2 separate regions of the Homo sapiens genome follow, and region 2 is linked to region 1. Evidence: read pairs that join two places in POLR2A ChIA-PET (ENCODE). Cell type or tissue: PC-3. All regions are shown on one strand. Each heading gives the region's core, and the rest is flanking DNA. Links, peaks and the distances in the headings are about the cores only. Region 1 has its middle 12 kb from the start of MARK3. Region 2 overlaps MARK3 (microtubule affinity regulating kinase 3).

Region 1 (11,470 bases), core at 1,703-9,702:
AGCTACTCAGGAGGCTGAAGTGAGATGATCACTTGAGCCCAGGATTTCAAGACTGCAGGGAGCTATGATCATGTCACTGCACGCTAGCCTGGGTAACAAAGCAAAACCGTGTCTCCAAGAATAAATAAAATAAAATAAAAATAACAGATGATTATGCCCCGAGAGTGGAGTGAATTAATTAATGCCATTATCTTGGGAATGCATTTATTATTATGGGAGTGGGTTAATTATAGTACGGAGAAGGCTGGGCACAGTGACTCATACCTGTAATCCCAGTACTTTGGGAGGCCAAGGTGGGAGGATTGCTTGAGCTCAGGAGTTTAAGACCAGCCTGGGCAACATAGTGAGATCCTGTCTCTACTAAAAATAATAAAACTAGCCAGGCATGGTGGCACATGCCTGCAGTCCCAGCTACTGGGGAGGCTGAAGTGGGAGGATTGCTTCAGCCCAGGAGACTGAGGCCTCAGTGAGCTATGATCACACCACTGCACTCCAGTCTGGGTGACAGAGTGAGACTCTGTCTCAGAAAAAAAGAAGGGGGAAGAGTTAAGCCCCCCTTTTACTCTCTCTTTCTCTCTCTCTCTTCTCTTTGCCCTTCTGCCATGGGCTGACACCATAAGAAGACCCTCATCAGATGTCAGCTCATTGATCTTGGACTTCCCAGCCTCCAAAACTGTGAGCCGATGGATTTATTTTCTTGTAAATTACCCAGTCTGTGGCATTCTGTTATAGCAGCACAAAAAGGAGTAAGATACAAGCCTTCCCCTGGAAACTGCAGGCCTTCAGATGGACTCCAGAGTTCCAAAATAGTTGCATCAGACAGATTCTGCCAGATTGTTGTCTAGATGGGGGCGACAGATTCCTGGCACTTTCTACTGTGTCATCTTCCATGATATCACTGCTATGTAAATAATTCTTACAACTCAATAATAAAAAGACAGCTCAATTAAAAATTGGGCTAAGCGTCTATATACACATTTTTCCAAAGAAAATATACAAGTGGCGGGCTGGGTGTGGTGGCTCACGCCAATAATCCCAGCACGTTGGGAGACTGAGGCAGGTGGATTGCTTGAGCTCAAGAGTTTGAGACAAGTCTAGCCAACATGGAGAAACCCCGTCTAAAGAAAAAAAAAAGAAGAAGACTGTTCTCCAGGCTCTGCAATGCCCTCTGTTGTCAATCAGGTATCCATGTGTATTGGTCTGCTTCGGAGTTTTTCTTGCTGGTTCACTGGACGATTTTTGTATTTGTGCACTAATCACACTGCCTTAATTACCATACTTTATAATAAGCCTTGACAGGCAGTGAGGTAATTGTCCTGACTTGTTCCTCTTCTTCTTTTTTTATTTTTATTTTTTATTTTTTTTGAGACAAGGTGTCACTCCGTCGCCCAGGCTGGAGTGCAGTGGCGTGATCTTGGCTCACTTCAAGCTCCGCCTCCCAGGTTCATGCCATTCTTCTGCCTCAGCCTCCCGAGTAGCTGGGATTACAGGCGCCCGCCACCACGCCCGGCTAATTTTTTGTGTTTTTAGTAGAGACGGGGTTTCATTGTGTTAGCCAGGATGGTCTCGATCTCCTGACCTCATGATCCGCCCACCTCAGCCTCCCACAGTGCTGGGATTACAGGCATGAGCCACTGCGCCCAGCCTGTTCCCCTTCTTTAGGAGAGTTTTTGGATATTCTCATTCTTTTGTATTTCCATATACTATTTATTTATTTATTTATTTATTTATTTATTGAGACAAGGTCTCACTCTTGCCCAGGCTGGAGTGCAGTGGCGCGATCTTGGCTCACTGCAACCACCGCCTCCCGGGTTCAAGCGATTCTTCTGCCTCAGCCTCCTGAGTAGCCGGGACTGCAAAAGCGGGCCACCACGCCGGGCTAATTTTTGTATTTTTAGTAGAGAAGGGATTTCACCATGTGGTCAGGCTGGTCTCGAACTCCCGACCTCGTGATTCGCCCCCGCCCCCCCACCCCGCCCCCGACCCCCACCCCGACCCTTGGCCTCCCAAAGTGCTGGGATTACAGGTGTGAGCCACCGCACCCAGCCTAATTTTTGTATTTTTGTAGAGATGGAGGTCTTGCCATGTTTCCCAGGTTGGTCTCGAATTCCTGGGTTCAAGCGATCCACCCGCCTCAGCCTCCCAAAGTGCTGGCATTACAGGTGTGAGTCCCTGCACCTGGCCTTTTTCTCACTCTTGACTTTTTTTTTTTTTTTTTTTGCAATTTTCTCTTTTTCTTTGGTCAGTTTCACCAGGGATGAGACTTTTAGCTTTGTTGATTCTATTATATGTTTGTTTTTTATTTCATTATTTTTCCTCTTTATTATTTCCTATCCTACACTTTCTTTGGATTTGGTTTGCTGTTCCTTTTCAAGTTTCCTGAGATGTTTGCATAGTTCATGGATTTTCAGCTTTTCTTCTTGTCTGAAAGAATTTGTATAGAACTGAAATAATGTCTTCTTTGATAATTTGGTAGAATTCACCTGAAAATTATTTGGGTTTGCTTTGATTTCCTTAAAAGTAACAGAGCTATTAACGTTCTATTTCTTCTTGGGTTGTTATGATGATACCGTTTTCAAGGAACTGATTGGTTTTGCATAAGCTTTCAAATTTATTGATGCAAATTTGTTCACTGAATTTCCTTATTTTTTAAATCTCTGAACATCTGTAGTTATATCTCCCTTTGTGTTTTCTAATGCTTACCCATGCTTTCTCTGTTTTATTCTTGGTTAGCCAGGCTAGAGTTTTGCCTTTTTTTTTTAATGAGTTTTTACAAAGAACTGTTTCTTGGCTTTATTGATCTAATTATATCTTTGGGATTTCATTAATTTCTGCTTACTATGTCCTTTTAACACTCTTTGGGTACACTGTGTTCCTCTTTTTTTAATTTATATTTATTTATTTATTTATTTATTTACTTATTTATTTATTTATTTATTTTTGGAGACAGGGTCTCCCTCTCTCACCCAGGCTGGAGTGCAATGGCTCAACCTCAGCTTACTGCAACCTCTGCCTCCCAGGTTCAAGTGATTCTCCTGCCTCAGCCTCCCGAGTAGCTGGGATAAGAAGCGTGCCACCACGCCCAGCTAATTTTTGTATTTTTAGTAGAGACAGGGTTTCACCCTGTTGATCAGGCTGGTCTTGAACTCATGACCTCAGGTGATCCACCAGCCTCGGCCTCCCAGAGTGCTGGGATTACAGGTGTGAGACACCACTCCCGGCCTGCATTCTTTTTCTTTATTATTATTATTTTTAACTCTGTCACATCTCAGGATGTGTTCTTTTTCTTTTCTTTTTCTTTTTTTTTTTTTTTTTGAGGCAGAGTCTCGCTCTGTCATCCAGGCTGGAATGCAGTGGCATGATCTTGGCTCACTGCAACCTTTGCCTCCCCAGTTCAAGTAATTCTCATGCCTCAGCCTCCCAAGTAGCTGTGATTACAGGTGGGCACCACCACGCCCAGCTAATTTTTGTATTTTCAGTAGATACAGGGTTTCGCCATGTTGGCCAGGTTGGTTTCGAACTCCTGACCTCAGGTGATCCACCTACCTCGGCCTCCCAAAGTGCTGGGATTACAGGCGTGAGCCACCTCGCCTGGCCCATAGATGCCCTTTATACAAAGTTCCTTTCTATTCTTAGTTTAAGGGTGTTTTTTTGTTTTTTGTTTTTATCATGAAATTGTCTCGGGGCCAGGTATGGTGGCTCACACCTGTAATCTCAGCACTTTGGGAAGCCAAGGTTGGAGAATCACTTGAGGCCCAGAGTTCGAGACCAGCCTGGGCAACATAGCAAGACCCCATTTCTAATTAAAAAAAAATGTTTTTAAAGAATGAGCCAGGTGTAGTGGTGCATGGTGGTATTCCTAGCTACTCAGGAAGCTGAGGCAAGAGGGTTGCTTGAACCCAGGAGTTTGAGGCTACAGTGAGGTATGCCTGTGCCACTGCACTATAGCCTGGGCAACAGAGCTAGACCCTGTCTCTAAAAAAAGGTGTTGCATGGCCAGGCATGGTGGTTCACGCCTGTAATCCCAGCACTTTGAGAGGCCGAGGCAGGCAGATCACCTGATGCCAGGAGTTCGAAACCAACCTGGGCAACATGGTGAAACCCTGTCTCTACTAAAAATACAAAAATTAGCCAGTCGTGATGCCACGTGCCTGTAATCGCAGCTGCTTGAGAGGCTGAGGCATGATAATTGCTTCAACCTGGGAGGCGGAGGTTGCAGTGAGCCGGATCCCGCCAATCCCGCCACTGCACTCCAGCCTGGGCAACAAGAGCGAAAAACTCCGTCTCAAAAAAAGGTGTTGCATTTTGTCAAATGCTTTTTCTGGGCCTATTCATATGATTATATTGTTTCTGGCCAGGCGCGGTGGCTCACACTTGTAATCCCAGCACTTTGGGAGGCTGAGGTGGGCAGATCACCTGACGTCAGGAGTTTGAGACCAGCGTGGCCAATATGGTGAAACCCCGTCTCTACTAAAAATACAAAAAGTTAGCCAGGTGTGGTGGTGGGTACCTGTAATCCCAGTTACTCAGGCAGCTGAGGCGGGAGAATCACTTGAACCCCGGAGATGGAGGTTGCAGTGAACCGAGATAGCGCCACTACACCCCAGCCTGGGTAACAAGAGCGAAACTCCGTCTCAAAACAAAACAAAACAAACAAACGAAAAACAGAGTCAGGAATGACAGTGTGCTGCTCAGGGCCAGGCCTGAGGAATGGAAGACAGTGGCACCATCACACACACACACACACACACACACGCGCGCGCGCGTGCGCACACACACACATGCACACACACGCGCGCGCACACACACATGCACACACGCACACACATGCACACATGCACACACATGCGCACACACGCGCGCACACGCACACACACGCACACACACGCGCGCACACAGACACACACACATGCACACACATGCACGCACACACACACATGCACACACACACACACACACACTAAGTCCTTTTAACATTTCAACCCTAAAATTGTAATTTTTAAAATAACATGCTTATAAAAAAAGAATCTCTTCCAAGTAGGTTTCTGTTAAAAACAGGGGGTTCAGGAAGTTTAGAGGTGTTGTTGTTTACGTGTTTTTTTTTGTTTTTTGTTTTTTGCTTTTTGTTTTTTTTTGCCTTCGGTGTAGATTGGAGGATTTGCTTTAACAGAATATCTTTTTGGCTTTACTGGCTAAAATAGCCAGTTCCTGCTTATTAATACTCAAACACATCAATTATTCATCTGCACTTGGGTATATTACACACGCCGAATCATCCATCCTCCTGCCCTCTTTGTTAAAGGAGGCTTTGAGGCCAGCAGCCCCACGGGGAAGGCGTATAGTTGGGACTCAGGGCTGACTCAGAGGGCCAGCCCTGGCCAGCTCATGTCTGAGGTCACATCCGAGGGAGAGGAGGCAGCAGAGCTGAGTGAACAGAATCTTGTTCTAACAACTTCCCAGGCTCCACACTGCCTTGCCATGCTGAGCTGTCCATGTGAGGTCAGGGATTTGTCAAGATGAAGGGCTAGACCTTTGAGGGTTTTGCTCTTTCAACTCTGCTCTTGTCCTTGACCTGAAATTATACTAGCGGCAAAAAAAAAAAAAAAAAAAAAAAAAAAATGATGACAGCTGATGTGTGCTGGGGAAAATGATGGACAGTCAGAACCATTGTGATCTTCAGATGAGGAAGCTCAAGTTCAAGGTGGGAAGGAAGGCTATAGGCAAGGCCGCTTGGCAGCCAAATGCAAAGTCACGGTAGAATCTCCGTCTCCCGGTGACCATCCCCCATCAGCCTCCTGCATGGAACCCATAACGAGGGCCAGAACAGTGAAGGGTCTGCTGTTAGCTATGCCCTGGTGCACTGACTCCCAGGTAAAACCAGATCCACAGAGGAGAAGGGAGTGAGGATTATTTATTTATTTATTTGAGATGGAGTCTCACTCCGTCACCCAGGCTGGAGTGCAGTAGCATCATCTCGGCTCACTGCAACCTCTGCCTCCCCGGCTCAAGCCATTCTTGTGCCTCAGCCTCCCGAGTAGCTAGGATTACCGGCATGTGCCACCACGCCCTGCTAATTTTTGTATTTTTAGTAGAGACAGGGTTTCACCATGTTGCCCAGGCTGGTCTCAAACTCCTGGGCTCAAGCGATCTGCCCTCCTCAGCCTCCCAAAGTGTTGGGATTACAGGTGTAAGCCACTGTGCCCAGCCACCACTACCCTGATTTTTGTGTTTTTCATCCCCTTGTGTTTTTTTCAATAGTTTCATTCTATACGTTTGCATCTTTAAACAGTATGTTGTTTGGTTTTGCACGCTTTCATTTCTGAATCACGCTATGTGTATTCTAAGAATTGCTCTGGTTTTTTAAATAATATCTCAAGATTATGATACTGAGATGCATTCACATTGTGTGTAGCTGTAAAAATTATTCTCTCTGTTATATACTATTTCTTTGTGCTAATATGCCATTTTCTGTATTCGTACGGATAATGGACATTTGAATTGTTTCCAGTGTGTTTCTATAACAAACTGTAGTGTTACGACTATTCTTATACATGTTCCCGTGCATATGTTTGAGAGTTGTTTTTTTTTTTTTAGAAACTGATGTCTATTTTCCATCAACCTTATTTCCATGTTGCTGAAGAGCCCGTGCAAGAACAGCTTAAGACTATTCAGTGGTTGCTCCTACCCCTTCAGTGGCCTGAGCAGTGGGAGCTGCAGACCAGTCTTCCGTGGCAGGCTGAGCCCTCCAGTCTTCAGTAGGGAACTTCTGAATAGGCACAGAGGGCACCTAAACGCCGTCAGACCAGTCTGCAACCTCAGGCTGAGTAGCAGCTGAGGAGCTGGAGCAGTCCATTCACCCTGAAATTCCTCTTTCGTCTCAGCCTTTTCAGCAGCAGCCTGCTCTTCTTTTTTAATCTCTTGAGGATCTCTGTAGAAGTAGAGATCAGGCATGACCTCCCACGGGTGTTCACGGGAAACGGTGCCACGCATGCGCAGAACTTCCCGAGCCAGCGTCCACCACATCAAACCCAATGAGTGAGCTCCCTTGTTGTCACATGGGATGGCAATGTCCCCATAGTGCAGAGGAGAATCTGTGTTACACAGAGCAATGGTAGGTAGGTTAACATAAGATGCCTCCATGAGCGGCCGGTGGTCAGCCCTGGGGTCAGTAACCACAAGAAGCCGTGGCTCCCGGAAGGCTGCCTGGATCTGGTTAGTGAAGGTTCCAGGAGTGAAGCGGCCAGCAACTGGAGTGGCTCCAGTGGCAGCAGCAAACTTCAGCACAGCCGTCTAGCCAGTATTCCTGAATGATATGGCACTAACATCAGCAGGGTTTTCAATGGCAACAATGGCACGAGCTGCCAGCAGAAGCTTCTCCCAGGTCCTCCTCAGATTTATGATGTAGATGCCATCACTTTTCCTTTTACAGATGTACTGTTCCATCTGGAAGTTAAGCTTGGTGCCACCTAAGTGGGTTCCTGCCACAAGGAACTTAAGGACATGCTCCTCCTTCATTTGCAGGACATCAAAAGCTCCGGACCTTGTGAAAGTTTCCCTTTAAGTTACAGTGAGAATCCAGAACAACGCCGTATGGACCCCTCTGTGGGTAGCGCGGAAAGCGGGAGTTTCTGTTTTTTTCTCTTTTTTTTTTTTTTTGAGATGGAATCTTACTCCGTCACCCAGGCTGGAGTGCAGTGGCGCCATCTCGGCTCACCACAGCCACCGCCTCTGAGGTCCAAGTGATTCTGCCTCAGCCTCTCGAGAAGCTGGGATTACAGGCGTGGGCCACCATGCCCAGCTAATTTTTTTGTATTTTTAGTAGGGAAAGTGTTTCACCATGTTGGCCAGGCTGGTCTTGAACTCCTGACCTCAGGTCATCCACGCCTCGGCCTCCCAAAGTGTGAGGTTATAGGCATGAGCCACTGTGCCCAGCCGAGAGTTTCTTTAGGGCAAATATTTTGGGTGGAATTGCTCAGTTGTAGGGGCCACACAACTTCAACTTTAATTGCTAATGTCAGATTGTTGTCCAAAATGTCAATTTTACTGGCTTTTGCCAAAGAACTAAGTTTTGGCTTTGTTGAGTATGTGATCTTTGCACTGTGCTTCACTATTTTCTGCTCTTACCTTGAACTTACACTCCCAAGCAGGGTCTAAGAGTGCCCACTGAAGCCAGGGGCAGCAGCTCATGCCTGTAATGCCAACACTTTGGGAGGCTGAGGCTGAGAATTGCTCGAGCCCAGGAGTTTGAGACCAGCCTGGGAAACATAGTGATATCTCATCTCTACAAAAAACAATTTAAAAAAAATTAGCCAGGTATGATGGCTCATGCCCATAGTGCTAGTTACTTGAAGGTTGAGACAGGAAGATTGCTGGAGCCTAGGAGTTCGAAGCTGCAGTGAGCTATGATCATGCCATTGCACTCCAGCCTGGGTAACAGAGTGAGACCCTGTCTCTAAAAGACAATAAAAAGTTCCCATTGTTCCATATTCTCAGCAGCACTTGATATTGTCAGACTTTTTCATTTTTGCCAATCTGGTGGCCAGTACATGGTAACTTATTATGGTCTTTGCGCTATAGATTGTTTGTGTCCATCCAAATTCATATGTTGAAAACTAAACCCCAGCTGGGCACAGTGGCTCAGGCCTATAAACCCAGCACTGGGATGCTCAGATTGGAGGATCACTTGAGCCCAGGAGTTCAAGACCAGCCTGGGCAACATGGTGGAAACCCGTCTCTACAAAAAATATAAAAAAATTTGCTGGGCATGGTGGTGAGTGCCTGTAGTTCTAGCTGCCTGGGAGGCTGGGGTGGGAGGATCACCTGAGCCTGGGAGATTGAGGCTGCAGTGATCCATGATAGCCCCACTGTACTCCAGCGACAGGGTGAGACTCTGTCTCAAAAAAAGAAAACTGAACCCCAGTGTTTGATGGTATCGAGAAGTGAGGCCTTTGGAAGGTAATGAGGTCAGGAGGGTGGATCCCTCCTAGAAAAGAGCCCCAGAGAGCTCATTCGCCCCTTCTGCCATGTGAGGACACAGTGAGATGATGGCTATCCATCTGTGAACACAAAGCCAGCCCTCACCAGACACTATGTCTGCCAGGGCCTTGATCTTGGATTTCCCAGCCTCCAGAACTGTGGAGAATAAATTTTTGCTGTTTTTAAGCCACCCAGTCTACGGTAGTTTGTTATAGCATCCAAAATGGACTGAGATAGCTTGCATTTGCAATAACAGACGACTTTAAGTATTTGTTCTTATTATTTATCAACCCCCAAGTGCCTGTTGTTGACTTTTGCCTATATTTCTATTGGGTTGTTGATCTTATTAAATTATAGATCTTTCTTTCTTTCTTTCTTTCTTTTTCTTTCCTTGTAATGGAGTTTTGCTCTTTTTGCCCAGGCTGGAGTGCAATGGCATGATCTCGGCGCACTGCAAACTCTGCCTGCCAGGTTCAAGTGATTCTCCTGTCTCAGCCTCCTGAGTAGCTGGGATTACAGGTGCACACCACCACACCTGGCTAATTTTGTATTTTTAGTAGAGGTGGGGTTTCACCATGTGGGGCAGGCTGGTCTCGAACTCCTGACCTCAGGTGATCTGGCCTCCCAAAGTGCTGGGATTACAGGTGTGAGCCACCGTGGCCAGCCAATTATAGACATTTCTTATATGGTATGGATTTAAATCCTTATCAGTTATAACTTCTCCCAGTTTGAGGCCTGCGTTTTTACCCTCTTTATGGTGTTTTTGAAAAACATAAACTGTTAAAAAAGCTTTAACTGTGTATTCCTTTGCAGCTTTTTATTTTGCACTATGTGTACTGAGGAACAAAAGAAAAAAATGAAATTTGAGACCAGACGTGGTGGCTCATGCCTGTAATCCCAGCACTTTGGGAGACCGAGGCAGGCAGATCACAAGGTCAGGAGATCGAGACCATCCTAGCTAACACGGTGAAACCCTGTCTCTACTAAAAATACAAAAAATTAGCCGGGCATGGTGGCGGGTGCCTGTAGTCCCAGCTACTCGGGAGTCTGAGGCAGGAGAATGGTGTGAACCCAGGAGGCGGAGCTTGCAGTGAGCCGAGATCGCGCCACTGCACTCCAGCCTGGGTGACAGAGTGAGACTCCATCTCAAAATAAATAAATAATAAAAAGAAAGAAATTTGAATTAAAACCAAAGAGCTTAGTCTGTATCACCCTCCCCTGATTAAATTTTTAAATTACAGTTCTCCTGTCCTGAAATTATATTATGCATGAGTTCTGCTATGTGTGTCCTGTGACCTGAGAGTGGGCAAGAACTTTCTCTGTTCACAGCTATGTCCTCAATGCTTCAAACATAGCTTTGCCCAAAGTAGGTGCTCAATAAACACTGTGGATGGAAGGAACAAAGGAAGGAGAGAGGAGTAGCGGGGCAGCCACCGAAGGCTGATGTGGCTTTTCATGACTCCACCCAGTGAGGCCCAACTGGCTCCAAGGGTAGGGCAGCAGCCTAAGGAATGGAGGAAATGGTCTTTCCTCAAGCAGAGCTTAGACTTTATTGTCTTGGAAAAACCTGTTTGTATTTGGGAGATGTGCTTACTTTAATAGGTCAACCCTGCAATAATGGGCAGGTCTGAGGCTCCAGGAGTGCTGGGGTAGTCTATTCACCCCCTTATTCTTTCTCTCTATCCTTTTTTACCCACCTGCCTTGCAGCCAGTGGGTGTCAGAGCCAGCAGCAGACTGGAGTCTAAGGGCACTGCTTTCTGTCCGTGAGCTTGAGAAGGCTTCTTGCCCTTCTGAATCTCCAAGTCCTTGCCTGCAAAGCACAGGCAATGATAAAAACACTAACGCCTTATCTGGTGTTGCAGGATCCCTTACCAAGGGCTTCTACGTCTCCTATCGTGAGCTCAGTACTCAGTGAGGTAGGCAAAACTGGAGGAGGAAACCGGGGAGGAGGAGTGAGTCTCTAACTCCCCACGCTGTGTGGCCTAATAAGCCTTGATCTGTGTTCTACAGACTCTGAGCTCTGTGCTCCTCTCTGGGGAACAGGTGGAAAGGGCAGCCCTCCAGGAGGTGGTGAGTCCTCTGAGCTTTGGAAGGGTGGACTCTGCACCTGCTGCGCTGGTGCTCTCTGGGAATTTTCTCCACGGACCTCCAGAGCAACTGTGAGTGGTAGCTGTTACCATTCCCATTTGACTGGTTCAGAAACCTTGCCTGAGGGACATGAAGTCACTTGCCCAAGGTCCCCCAGCATTCAGCGTCATAGTCAGAGTTCAAACTCCAAAGCCCTTGCCTCTGCCTCACCACTGTGGTCTCCCTAGACCTTTAGATATAGTTCCAGACAGTGGGTTTTCCCAGCTCAGAGCAGAGTGGGTCATGGGACAGGGCAGGCTCCAGAGGGCTACGCTACCAGAATCTGGTAATGACAACTGTGTATGTGTGCGTGAGAGGCGGCTGACCGATCTAGATGGGGACTGACCGATCTAGAACTAGATGGGG
Region 2 (11,470 bases), core at 1,341-9,340, 62 kb after region 1:
TGTGATCTGCAACCCATAATGGGCCTTAAGGCTTCTCAAGGTGGGCATGAAACATCTAAAAATTCCAGTCCTTTGTCCTGAAGAGTAAATTTTATCTATTTCCTTAAACTTCCATATCTTCAGCTATCTAAGGATTTGGTACTAATAAATACATTAGAGTTTAATACAATGTGGTATTCAGAACTAAAATTAACATACAAGGATGTTTAATGAGGACTCTAATTGAGTATTCTATGATGTTACATACCTTCCACTATTCATGTGTACCTGGATATAATTGTAATCCTAACAGTTTTCCCGGAAAAATTTTTACCATGGTGTTGTATCAAGTTGGCTGCAGTTTTTCCTTCTTGTTTGCTTGCTTCCTTTAGTCATTTTTTATTTTATTTTATTTTTTTGGTAATGATTTTTCATTGCTGCTCTTCGTTTATTATTTGTCACATCATTATCAGTTTAGTGCATGGTAGTTTGGTTAGCCCATTAGTGTGATTATGCATATTTGCATCTGAATTAATTTTGACTTATAATAATAATTAAAACTTTAAGATTTGTTTTTGGTATTATTCAAGTATGAACCATTCACTGAAGACTTATTCTAAAGCCAGCTCTATCCCAAGTTAAATAACTTGATAAGTATAATATTTTCAGTTTATAGGCCATTGTTTAAAATTGTGTATATAACTTCATATGCTTATGAAGTAAATTAGAAGCATTTTACATACATTTGTTTCCAATTCTTTTTCACCAAGTATCTTATCCCCAGCCCCCCCATCTTCCCCCACCCCCAGCAATTTTGCAACAATGTAGAATGTACCAGGCAACTTTGTCAGCCCCCTTTGCAGTCATTCTTGCATCCTTTTTTCTTCTCAGCACCATTCATAGTTGTATCACACTTGCTTCAGGAACAGCTCTCTTAGATAGTGATTTAAAGCTGTGGAGCATGCCCTAGCAGCTAACATTCATCATAAGGAACATTCTGCCATCAGCAGTGTGCAATCTCTTTTTTACCACCACTACCGAAAAAGGTGGACTGGCTCATTCAGGCAGTATTTTAACAGTGAACACACGTGTTAAAATATCGGTTTCATGATATTCAGGCTTGCATACTGGGTCATGAACATTTACTAAATGCACATATAAGTAAACCTGAGTTGACTATGTTTGCAAATTGATATTATTTTCACAGATGAGTCTCTTCATTTTTCCTTTGTATTTTTGCAGCCATTGAATTAATAAACGTTAGATTCTGGTGAGAGATTTATTTTTCTCCATTGTTTTTTAAGAGATGGGTCTTGCTCTGTTGTCCAGGCTGGACTCGAACTCCTGGGCTTAAGCAGTCCTTCCACTTTAGCCTCCCAAGTAGCTGGGACTACAAATGCACACCACAGCATCTGGCTATATACCTTCCAATGTCTCACTAGTATATCTGGAATACTATTCTATTCTTACGCATCTTTTAGGTCAATTTTTTGTTTGTTCGTTTGTTTTTGTTTTTGTTTTTTTGAGATGGAGTCTCGCTCTGTTGCCCAGGCTGGAGTGCAGTAGTGGGATCTGAGTTCACTGCAGTCTCCCTCTGCCTCTTGGGTTCAAGCAATTCTTCTCCCTCAGCCTCCCAAGTGGCTAGGACTACAGGTGTACGCCACCACACCTGGCTAATGTTTGTATTTTTAGTACAGATGGGGGATTTGCCATGTTAGCCAGGCTGGTCTGGTCTCAAACTCCTGACCTCAGGTGATCCACCTGCCTCAGCCTCCACTTGCTGGGATTACACGTGTGAGCCACCATGCCCAGGCCAAGGTGTGTGGATCACTTGAGGTCAGGAGTTCGAGACCAGCCTGGTCAACATGGTGAAACCGCGTCTCTACTAAAAATACAAAAATTAGCTGGGCGTGGTGGCACATGCTTATAATCCCAGCTTCTCAGGAGGCTGAGGCAGGAGAATTGCTTGAACCCAGGAGGCGACAGAACAAGACTTTGTCTCAAAAAAAAACAAGAAATTTGTAACATGTAATGAAATAATTGATTTTTTGTAATGTATTTATGATAGCTGGTTAGTTAGCCAACCTTGAGCACATTCAGGGATGGAGACACACTCCTTCCCGTAGCATCTTGTTCCAGTGTTCAGTGGCTTTGCTATTAGAGCCTTTTCCCCTTACTTCAGACTAGCATCTGTCTTCTAGAAACTTCTACAACACTGTTTACCATTTGTCATATGGAGTTATAGTTACTCCAAACATAACCAGCCCTTAGAAGTTGCTATTTTGGGTCTTGTTGATTTTCTCTTATGCAGAGTAAATCCCCTCAGCCTCCTTGGGTACTCCCACAGGAGTTTCGCTGAACAGAAGCCTACTTTATTCCATACTTGGAATTGTTTCCCCCCTCCCACCTGAATTTGTTTGATTCCTGCTAAAATTCATTTAATTGATTTTCTGCCTTAATTCCAGTCTTTTGGGGGATTTTGGAATAATGGGTCATTTGTATTAGCTGCTATGTAAATTAGATATGGATGTCTCCATCCAATTAAAATATTAAACAAGACAAGAACAAGACTTTTCAATGGAGAATTCATCCAAGTTGATACTGCTGACCCAGTAGTAAAGCATTTTTTGAGTAAGATTTAACCACCATTCTTAAATCTAGACTGAGTAGGACAGAAAGGGAAATCCCTGTGTTTTTAAATTTTAATGAGATTTACAGAGGAAGAAAAAAAGGAACATTAAACACAAATATATGCAAAATACCCAGTAGGATTTATTAAAGCATTATTGACTATGGATTTCATCAGGGTCTTTGTGGGGAAATCCTGCTTATACCCACCTCAATCTTCCTCCCTCCCTTCCTTCCACTGGCCTTATCGTGATTGTAAAATAGGGCAACACTACATTCCATAAAATAGAATAAGTGTCCCTATGAGCTGAGCAGAAGTTGGCTTTAGAGACAGGCAAAGGCTGAAGAAGGCTGAGGCAGGCCCGGCACAGTGGCTCACTCCTGTAATCCCAGCACTTGGGGAGCCTGAGGCGAGAGGATCACTCGAGCTCAGGAATTCGAGATCAGCCTAGGCAGCACAGAGAGACCCGTCTCTACCAAAAAAAAAATTAAATAAATTAACCAGGTGTGGTGGTGTGTACCTGTAGTTCCAGCTACTTAGGAGGCTAAGATGGGAGGATCACTTGAGCCTAGAAGTTGGAGGCTGCAGTGAGCTGTGATGGTGCCCCTGCATTCCAGCCTGGGCAACAGAGCAAGACCCTGTCTCAAAAAAAAGCTGAAGCAAAGAACAAAGAGTGTATTGGTCCTTTCAGAATTCCTTTTTTTTGTAAGGCAGGGACAGGGAAACAGAACAATAGACCACAATAGACTATACCACATAGAAAAGTAACCGATTAGTTAATGTCAGGTTACTTCACACTACATTTTTTTCTGTAAGGATTAAAGCAGTAGGAACTTTGTTATTGTGCCAATTGAAGTTTTTTCTTTTCTTTTCTTTTCTTTTCTTTTTTTTTTGAGACAGAGTCTTGCCCTGTGACCCAGGCTGGAGTGCAGTGGTGTGATTTTGGCTCACTGCAACCTCTGCCTCCCGGGTTCAAGAGATACTTCTGCCTCAGCCCCCTGAGTAGCTGGGACTACAGGTGTGTGCCACCACGCCTGGCTAATTTTTGTATTTTTAGTAGAGACAGGGTTTCACCATGTTGGTCAGACTGGTCTCCCAACTCCTGGCCTCAGGTGATCTGCCTGCCTCAGCCTCCCAAAGTGCTGGGATTACTGGCCTGAGCCACCGTGCTCAGCCAGGACAGTTTAAATCTTCAATCAGGGGCTGGACGCAGTGGCACACGCCAATAATGGCAGTACTTTGGGAGGCCGAGGCGGGTGGATCACCTGAGGCCAGGGGTTCGAGACCAGCCTAGCCAGCATGGTGAAACTGCATCTCTACTAAAAATACAAAAATTAGTTGGGCGTGGTGACATACCCCAGCTACCCAGTAGGCTGAGGCACAAGAATCGCTTGAACCTCGGAGGCGGAGGTTGCAGTGAGCCGAGATCACACCACTGCACTCCAGCCTGGGTGACGGTGAGACTCTGCCTCAAAAAATAAATAAATAATAAACTGTCCTGTTTGGGAAATTAGCTGTTATCTCCTTTTCTTCTGATTTCTAGGAAGGTCAGATAACAACTTAATTTAGGTTTGGGAATGTGGAATCTTAGCAGGGATTACTCCATTTTTAATTTTAACCTGGTTTCCTGGGGCCTAATGCAGGAGTTTAGTCCCAAACAATGGCTTCCTATAATTTTTATTTAACAATTCTTCCCTTTTGGTCAGGCTTTCACCTAGGTAAGAGTGTAACCAAAACCTAGGATATCCCTGCTGTTCTCAGTTGCCATCATTTTGAGTTTCCCGTTTCAGCATGCCGTTGACAGGGTGTTCTCATTATCGTGTGTTTCTTTTGAGTTTTTGTTGTTCTAGCCAGAGAGAACCATTTGACATCTGATAGGTGGCTACATGGAGACACTTAACACTCTGGGAGGATACAGCGTACCAGAGAGACTACCATTATGACTATCATGAGGATCACACCAAGCATTTAGAGTATGCTCCTAAGCCAGGGTTTTTATGAACCAAATCAACTAAAATTGTATAGCCAAACAAGGAGTCTGCCAATTTTAACCAAGTTGTCCGCTCTACCATACCCAAATCGCAACGAGAAGTGTCATGAACTGCACAGATTCCTCCATGTTTAGTAGGCATCCCAGCATTCCGTGACCGGGCTAAGTATAAAGCAGGGAGTGCAAGTTACCCACAGAAGCTACTGACTGTGAAATTTTAGCTACAGCATGATCCTGCCAAACTGAAAGAGGTAGGCATTAGTAAGGAAAAATTAAGAGGGGCAAAAGCATTGTTATGAAGTCTTGTTATTATGACAGTCTTGGGAAAAGCTGTCCATAGCATGCAGTCCACAACTTCTCGTCCTGGTTCGCAGTTTGAATGTCTCTGGTTGTGGCATCTGGCATTCTGGTGAATTCTCTGTGTGGCCTACACATCAGGCATGAGACTCGAAATTTACATCAAGCTGTCAGCTTTGGTTTATAGGGCTTCTGAAATTGAGCAGCTCATTCTTCATTGGCAAGTTGTAGCCAGATATTAAAGAAAACTAGAAGAATTCAGAATCTAGTTCAGTCAGGAATAATCTTATCAGGTCATTTCTGGAAGTCAATTCTGTGAATTAATATTTTAGCAGCGTTTTTTGCTTCTAATTTCAAATTGGAAGGTATAGGGTTATTCATTGTGCCCCTCAAGCCTGGTCCACTCCGATACCCCTCAAGCACCAGACACCTACCCAGGAAGAGGGAGGCTGTTTTCTTTTTAAAGCTAGTATTTGCTTTGGAGCCACTGTTAGTGCTTAGAGCTCTGTAGCAGTAGCAGTAGTGGCCTTTTTTGGCGTCCTAGGGAATCTTGGTCATGGGATGTAGCAGGGAAACTTATAATTTGAAAGCAAGGAGAACCAGTTCATGCTTTTCATGTGGTCTGTCGTGTAATGACTTTTACTGCTGCCACCACTGGGTTATTTTGGGCACTGTTGATTTAGTTTTCTTAAGCCAGTACTTTTCAACCCTTCTTGTGCATTAGAAACATTTGTGGAGTTTGAAAAAAGCATATTTCCTTCACAGTACTTTCCTCCCTAGAGGTCCTATCTTGGCGGGTCTAGAAATGTGGTGATCTCAGTACACACCCCAGATGAGAATGGCTCCTAGTCTGTCTTCACTTCCCCCAAAGTTCTTAATTTCTCTCTTCTTCCAATTTTACTTATTTTTATTTATTTATTTATTTTTTTGAGACGGAGTCTCGCTCTGTCACCCAGGCTGGAGTGCAGTGGTGCGATCTCAGCTCACTGCAAGCTCTGCCTCCTGGGTTCACGCCATTCTCCTGCCTCAGCCTCCCGAGTAGCTGGGACTACAAGCACCCGCCACCACGCCCGGCTAATTTTTTGTATTTTTAGTAGAGATGGGGTTTCACCGTGTTAGCCAGGATGGTCTCAATCTCCTGACCTCATGATCTGCCCGCCTTGGCCTCCCAAAGTGCTGGGATTACAGGCGTGAGCCACCACGCCCGGCCTATTTATTTTTTATTGATTGAGTGATTGATTGATGGGGTCTTGTCCTGTTGCCCAGGATGGAAGGTAGCAGCAAGACCAGAGCTCACTGCAGCCTGGAATTCCTGGGCTCAAGTATCTTTCCACCTCAGCCTCCTGAGGTAGCTGGGACTATAGGCGCGCACCACCACACCCAACTAAAGTAACCTATTTTATTTATTTATGAGACGGAGTCTCCCTCTGTTGGCCAGCCTGGAGTGCAGTGGTGCCATCTCGGCTCACTGCAACCCCTGCCTCCCGAGTTCAAGTGATTCTCCTGCCTCAGCCTCCCAAGTAGCTGGGATTACAGGCACCCGCTGCCACACCCAGCTAATTTTTGTATTTTTAGTAGAGACAGGGTTTCACCGTGTTAGCCAGGCTGGTCTCGAACTCCTGACCTCAAGTGATCCACCCGCTTCAGCCTCCCAAAGTGCTGAATTACAGGTGTGGCCACCGTGCCCGGCAAAGTAACCTATTTTAAAGATGACCCCTTCCCCAAATATTCTAAGTTTCATAGACAGCTGCTACTGCCACTGCCACTGCTGAATATTTTCTCCCTCTCTGGAACTCTTCCTAGGAATGCCTTAGTACCCAGTTCCTGGCCTCCTTTCTCTATTGGGTGAAGCACAAGTTATTTTGGAAATCCTTTTCATTGAACAACTCTTTTCATCTTTTTCTTTTCTTTCTTTTTTTTTTTTTTCCAACTATCTTTCTCTTTCATTTTCTTATATTGACTTTTCAGGCCATTAACAAAAGTAGTAACCACTGTAAAAATAGTTGTTACAGTCTTGTCTGTTATTTAAAATCCAGTGTCTGCATTCACATCAGTGTCATAAATCTGATAAATTAATACAAATAGGAGATGGCAAATGAAATCCAAGACAGGCACTTCTTATATTGATTGATTGAGGCTGGGTCTTACTTTGTAGCCCAAGCTGAAGTGCAGTGTCATGATCATAGCTCACTGTAGCCTGGAACTTCTGGGCTTAAGCAATCCTCCCGTCTTGGCCTCCCAAAGCCTTGGGATTATAGGCATGAGTCACCACCCCCAGCCTGATTATACATATTTAAAATATTGAGAATAGACTGGGCACGGTGGCTCACTCCTGTAATCCCAGCACTTTGGGAGGCCCAGCTGGGTGGGATCACCTGAGGTCTGGAATTCGAGACTAGCCTGACGAACATGGTGAAACCCCGTCTCTACTAAAAATACAAAAAAATTAGCCAGGTGTGGTGGCGCATGCCTGTAATCCCAGCTACTTGGGAGGCTAAGGCAGGAGAATCACTTGAACCCAGGAGACGGAGGTTGCAGTGAGCCAAGATGGCACCACTGCACTCCAGCCTGGGCAACAAATGAGAAACTCTGCCAAAAAAAAAAAAAATTGAGAATAAAACTGTATATATGTTTGTTTATTTTTAGATTTCAAAAGAGAAGAAATAGAAAAACCGGCTTTCAGTATTGTTGCTTCTTTATTCCTTATAAACTTTTAAATTTCTTGCCAGACTTATTTTTGTTTTGGCAATAAATAATACGGGTTGATATTTAGAATACATTATAAACTCGGGAAGCTGAGGCAGGAAAATGGTGTGAACCTGGGAGGCGGAGCTTGCAGTGAGCCGAGATCACGCCACTGCACTCCATCCTGGGCGACAGAGTGAGACTCCGTCTCAAAAAAAAAAAATACATTATAAACTGAGAATAGTAGAGTGTATTTTAGAGATTGATTGTTTGTTTTTAGAATTGAGGTCTCACTATCTTGCCCAAGCTGGTCTCAGACTCCTGGGTTCAAGCATCCTCCTTCCGAGGATTCCAATCTGCCTTCCAAGGAGCTGGGATTACAGGCACACACCACCATACCCAGCTAAAGTATATTTTTCATTGTACCAAGGACTTATTATGCTATTTTAGAAAAGTCACCAAGGAACCAAGTATTTTAAGTGGGTTAAACTTAGAGCATAGCCTGGACCCATTTGCAGAAAATATAAACTTGGGTGCAAATTAGGCCTTTGTGAGAGAATTATAACAGTAACATCAGCCAGAATCACAAACACATGTCAGGAGTTTATTGTGTGCCAGGTGCTGTTCCATGCACTCTGTATGTCAAGCCATCCTTTCATTGTAGAGGTGACAGGGTCAGGGAGGTCAAGTTACCTAGACTTAGTGAGTGGTACAGCTGGGTTGGGATTAGGTAGTATAGCTCCTGGAATCAAATTCTACACACACTTTATCTTATAGCATTGCATGTACTTTTCACAACAGTCCTGTGAAGCAGTTGTTTTCTTTTTTTTTCTTTGAGACAGAGTTTTGCTCTTGTTGCCCAGGCTGGAGTGCAATGGCGTGATCTCGGCTAACCGCAACCTCCACCTCCCTGGTTCAAGTGATTCCCCTCCCTCAGCCTCCCGAGTAGCTGGGATTACAGGCACCCGCCACCACGCCCAGCTAATTTTTTTGTATTTTTAGTAGAGACAGGGTTTCTCCATGTTGGTCAGGCTGGTCTGGAACTCCCGACCTCAGGTGATCCACCTGCCTCAGCTTCCCAAAGTGCTGGGATTACAGGCGTGAGCCACCACGCCAGGCCGAAGTAGCTGTTTTCAAAATCTATCTTATAGGTAAGTAGGTTAAAGCTCTCAAGATTTTGTGGTTTGTTCACTCATCCAGTGAATAAGGGACTGAACTAGCCTTAGAACCTAAATTTATAACATCAAATAGCTTTCTTTGCATAAGTTCCCTTGGAGCCAGTCACTCATAGTACTTTCCATATGGGAAGGATAACAAAGGAACATATGGAAATTCAGCTTGCATGTGGTAGATACCTAGTAAAATCTGATAAGTTAATTTTGTTAGTACCAAATTCATTTTAACACTAAATTAATTTTTCCTGATGTTGCTCTGATTCTAGGAATCTTGACCACCAGAACCTTGAGTTTGGGAGATGGGAAGATTCTTAGTTTGTCTTTGAAATATTTGATCATAAAAAACACATTATTGGCCAGGCATGGTGGCTCAAGCCTGTAATCCCAGCACTTTGGGTGACCAAGGCAGGCAGATTGCTGAGCTCAGGAGTTCAAGACCAGCCTGGGCAACATGGCAAAACCCTGTCTCTACATACAGAAATTAGCCAGATGTGGTGGTGCGCACCTGTAGTCCTAGCTACTTAGGGGGCTGAGGCTGGAGGATTGCTTGAGCCCGGGAGGTCGAGGCTGCAGTGAACCATGTTCATGCCACTGCATTCCAGCTTGGGTGACAGAGCAAGACTCCTTCTCTAATTAAAAAAAAAAAAAAGCACACACATTGTTGCTACTCTTATTTTACATTTTTAGAAAACTGATTTGTTGTATTACTCAGCTAAAGCTAAGCAATTTTTTAAAATTTAGTTTTTAATTTTTATTAAATACTGACTGCATACAAAAGAATGTTCCATGTTTAGCATATAAATATGTATATGAGATGAGCACCCTTATACTACCTGCTTCAAGAAATAGATCTTCAACCATACCTTTAAACCAGTCCCATATTGTGCCCCTCCTCAACCTGATTCCCCTTCTTCATTGCCCACCTACTGGGTAAACACTAACAAGGATTTTGTGTTATTATTTTCTTGCTTTGTCCGTGTAATTTTACCACATATGGATCACTCATCAATGTAGTGTAAAGGTTTTTTTTGGTCTGTTTTTTGTTTCTTTTGTGTTTGTTTGTTTGTTTGTGACTGAGTCTCGCACTGTCTCCCAGGCTGGAGTGCAGTAGTGCGATCTCAGCTCACTGTAACCTCTGCCTCCCAAGTTCAAGCGATTCTTGTGCCTCAGCCTCCTGAGTAGCAGGGATTACAGGCGTGCGCCACCACACCCAGCTAATTTTTGTATTTTTAGTAGAGACCAGGTTTCACCATGTTGGCCAGGCCGGTCTTGAACTCCTGACCTCAAGTGATCCACCCACCTCAGCCTCCCAAAGTGCTGGAATTACAGGCGTGAGCCACCGCACCCCACCAATGTAGTGTAAAGTTTAAAAAATTGTATAAATGGACTCATGCTATGTGTATTCTCCTATTGGCTTTTGCTTTGCTTCCTTTTTTTTGTTTTTTTGAGACGGAGTTTCGCTCTTGTTACCCAGGCTGGAGTACAGTGGCGTGATCTCAGCACTGCAGCCTCTGCCTCCTGGATTCAAGTGATTCTCCTGCCTCAGCTTCCAAAGTATCTGGGATTACAGGTGTGCACCACCACACCCAGCTAATCTTTGTGTTTTTAGTAGAGACGGGTTTTCACCACGTTGGCCAGGCTGGTCTCGAACTCCTGACTTCAAGTGATCCACCCACCTCAGCTTCCCAGAGTGCTGGGATTACAGGTGTGAACCACCATGCCCAGCCGCTTTTGCTTTCTTTTACCTACATTGTGTTCCATGTTGATGTATTTTGCTGTAATTCACCTTCACTGCTATGTCCATTTTCAAGAATATGTAGTATCCCATTATGTGAATATGCCACTCTGTATTTATTCTGTGATTCAGAGACATTTGGATTGCTTTTTGTATTGCAAACATGACTGCTGTGAATTGTCCTCTGTGTGTCCTGGCACACTTGTGAAGAGTTTCTTAAATATATATACTTAGAATTCTTGTATCACAGAGTCTGTCTGCACATCCTCCTTCTTCATTAGAGAAGGCCAAATTATTTTCAGAGCAGGTATGCTAATTTATATTTCCATCAGTAGTGTGTAAGAGAGCACAAGTAATGTAGCATCCTCATCAAAATTTGATTTTCTCTGATTTTTTAAAATTTGTGCCATCACAGGAGAATTGCTTGAACCCGGGAGGTGGAGGTTGCAGTGAGCTGAGATTGCGCCACTGCACTCCAGCCTGGCGACAGAGCAAGACTGCATCTCAAAAAAACAAAAAAATTGTGCTATCAATTTGGTAAATATAAAAGTGATATTTGGCCAGGCATAGTGGCTTCCTCCTTAAATTCCAGCACTTTGGGAGCCTGAGATGGGAAGATCTCTCCAAGCCAGGAGTTCAAGAACCAGCCTGGGCAACAGAGCAAGACTCTGTATCTACAAAAAGATTTTTTTTTTTTTTAATTATCTGGGCATGGTGGCACATAGCTGTGGTCTCAGATAATTGGGAGGCTGAGGATTGATTAAGCCCAGGAGTTTACAGCTGCGGTGAGCTGTGATTGCACCACTGCACTCCAGCCAGGGTAACAGAGCAGGAGCCCCTCTTAAAAAAAAAAAAAGAAAAGAAAAGAAAAATCTCATTATGGTTTTAATGTAACATTTTCCTAATTACTGATGAGGTCATGCATTTTTTCATATTTAGGTTTTTTGTTTCTTCTGTGAAGTACGTATTCATCTTTTGTT

What was found. Peaks named below come from ENCODE experiments on the same cell type or tissue, not always from the same donor. Only the 100,000 strongest peaks of a DNase experiment are listed, where the experiment ranks them.
Region 2: POLR2A ChIA-PET joins it to region 1 with 17 read pairs; 3 of 35 experiments call an interaction of 5 or more read pairs at or near these places.

What each region holds. Positions count from the first base shown.
Region 1 is chr14:103,367,375-103,378,844 of GRCh38, forward strand. It overlaps the pseudogene RPSAP5. Among named protein-coding and RNA genes, the nearest start is that of MARK3, 12 kb to the right of the region's middle. RefSeq lists an enhancer at 4,675-5,332. In PC-3, for the core only: no CTCF peak of the experiment used is centred there; a DNase peak (open chromatin) is centred at 5,357; H3K27ac peaks cover 2,010 bases.
Region 2 is chr14:103,429,603-103,441,072 of GRCh38, forward strand. All of the region lies in intron 3 of MARK3 (microtubule affinity regulating kinase 3), which reads left to right. Among named protein-coding and RNA genes, the nearest start is that of MARK3, 50 kb to the left of the region's middle. In PC-3, for the core only: a CTCF peak has its summit at 5,537; no DNase peak of the experiment used is centred there.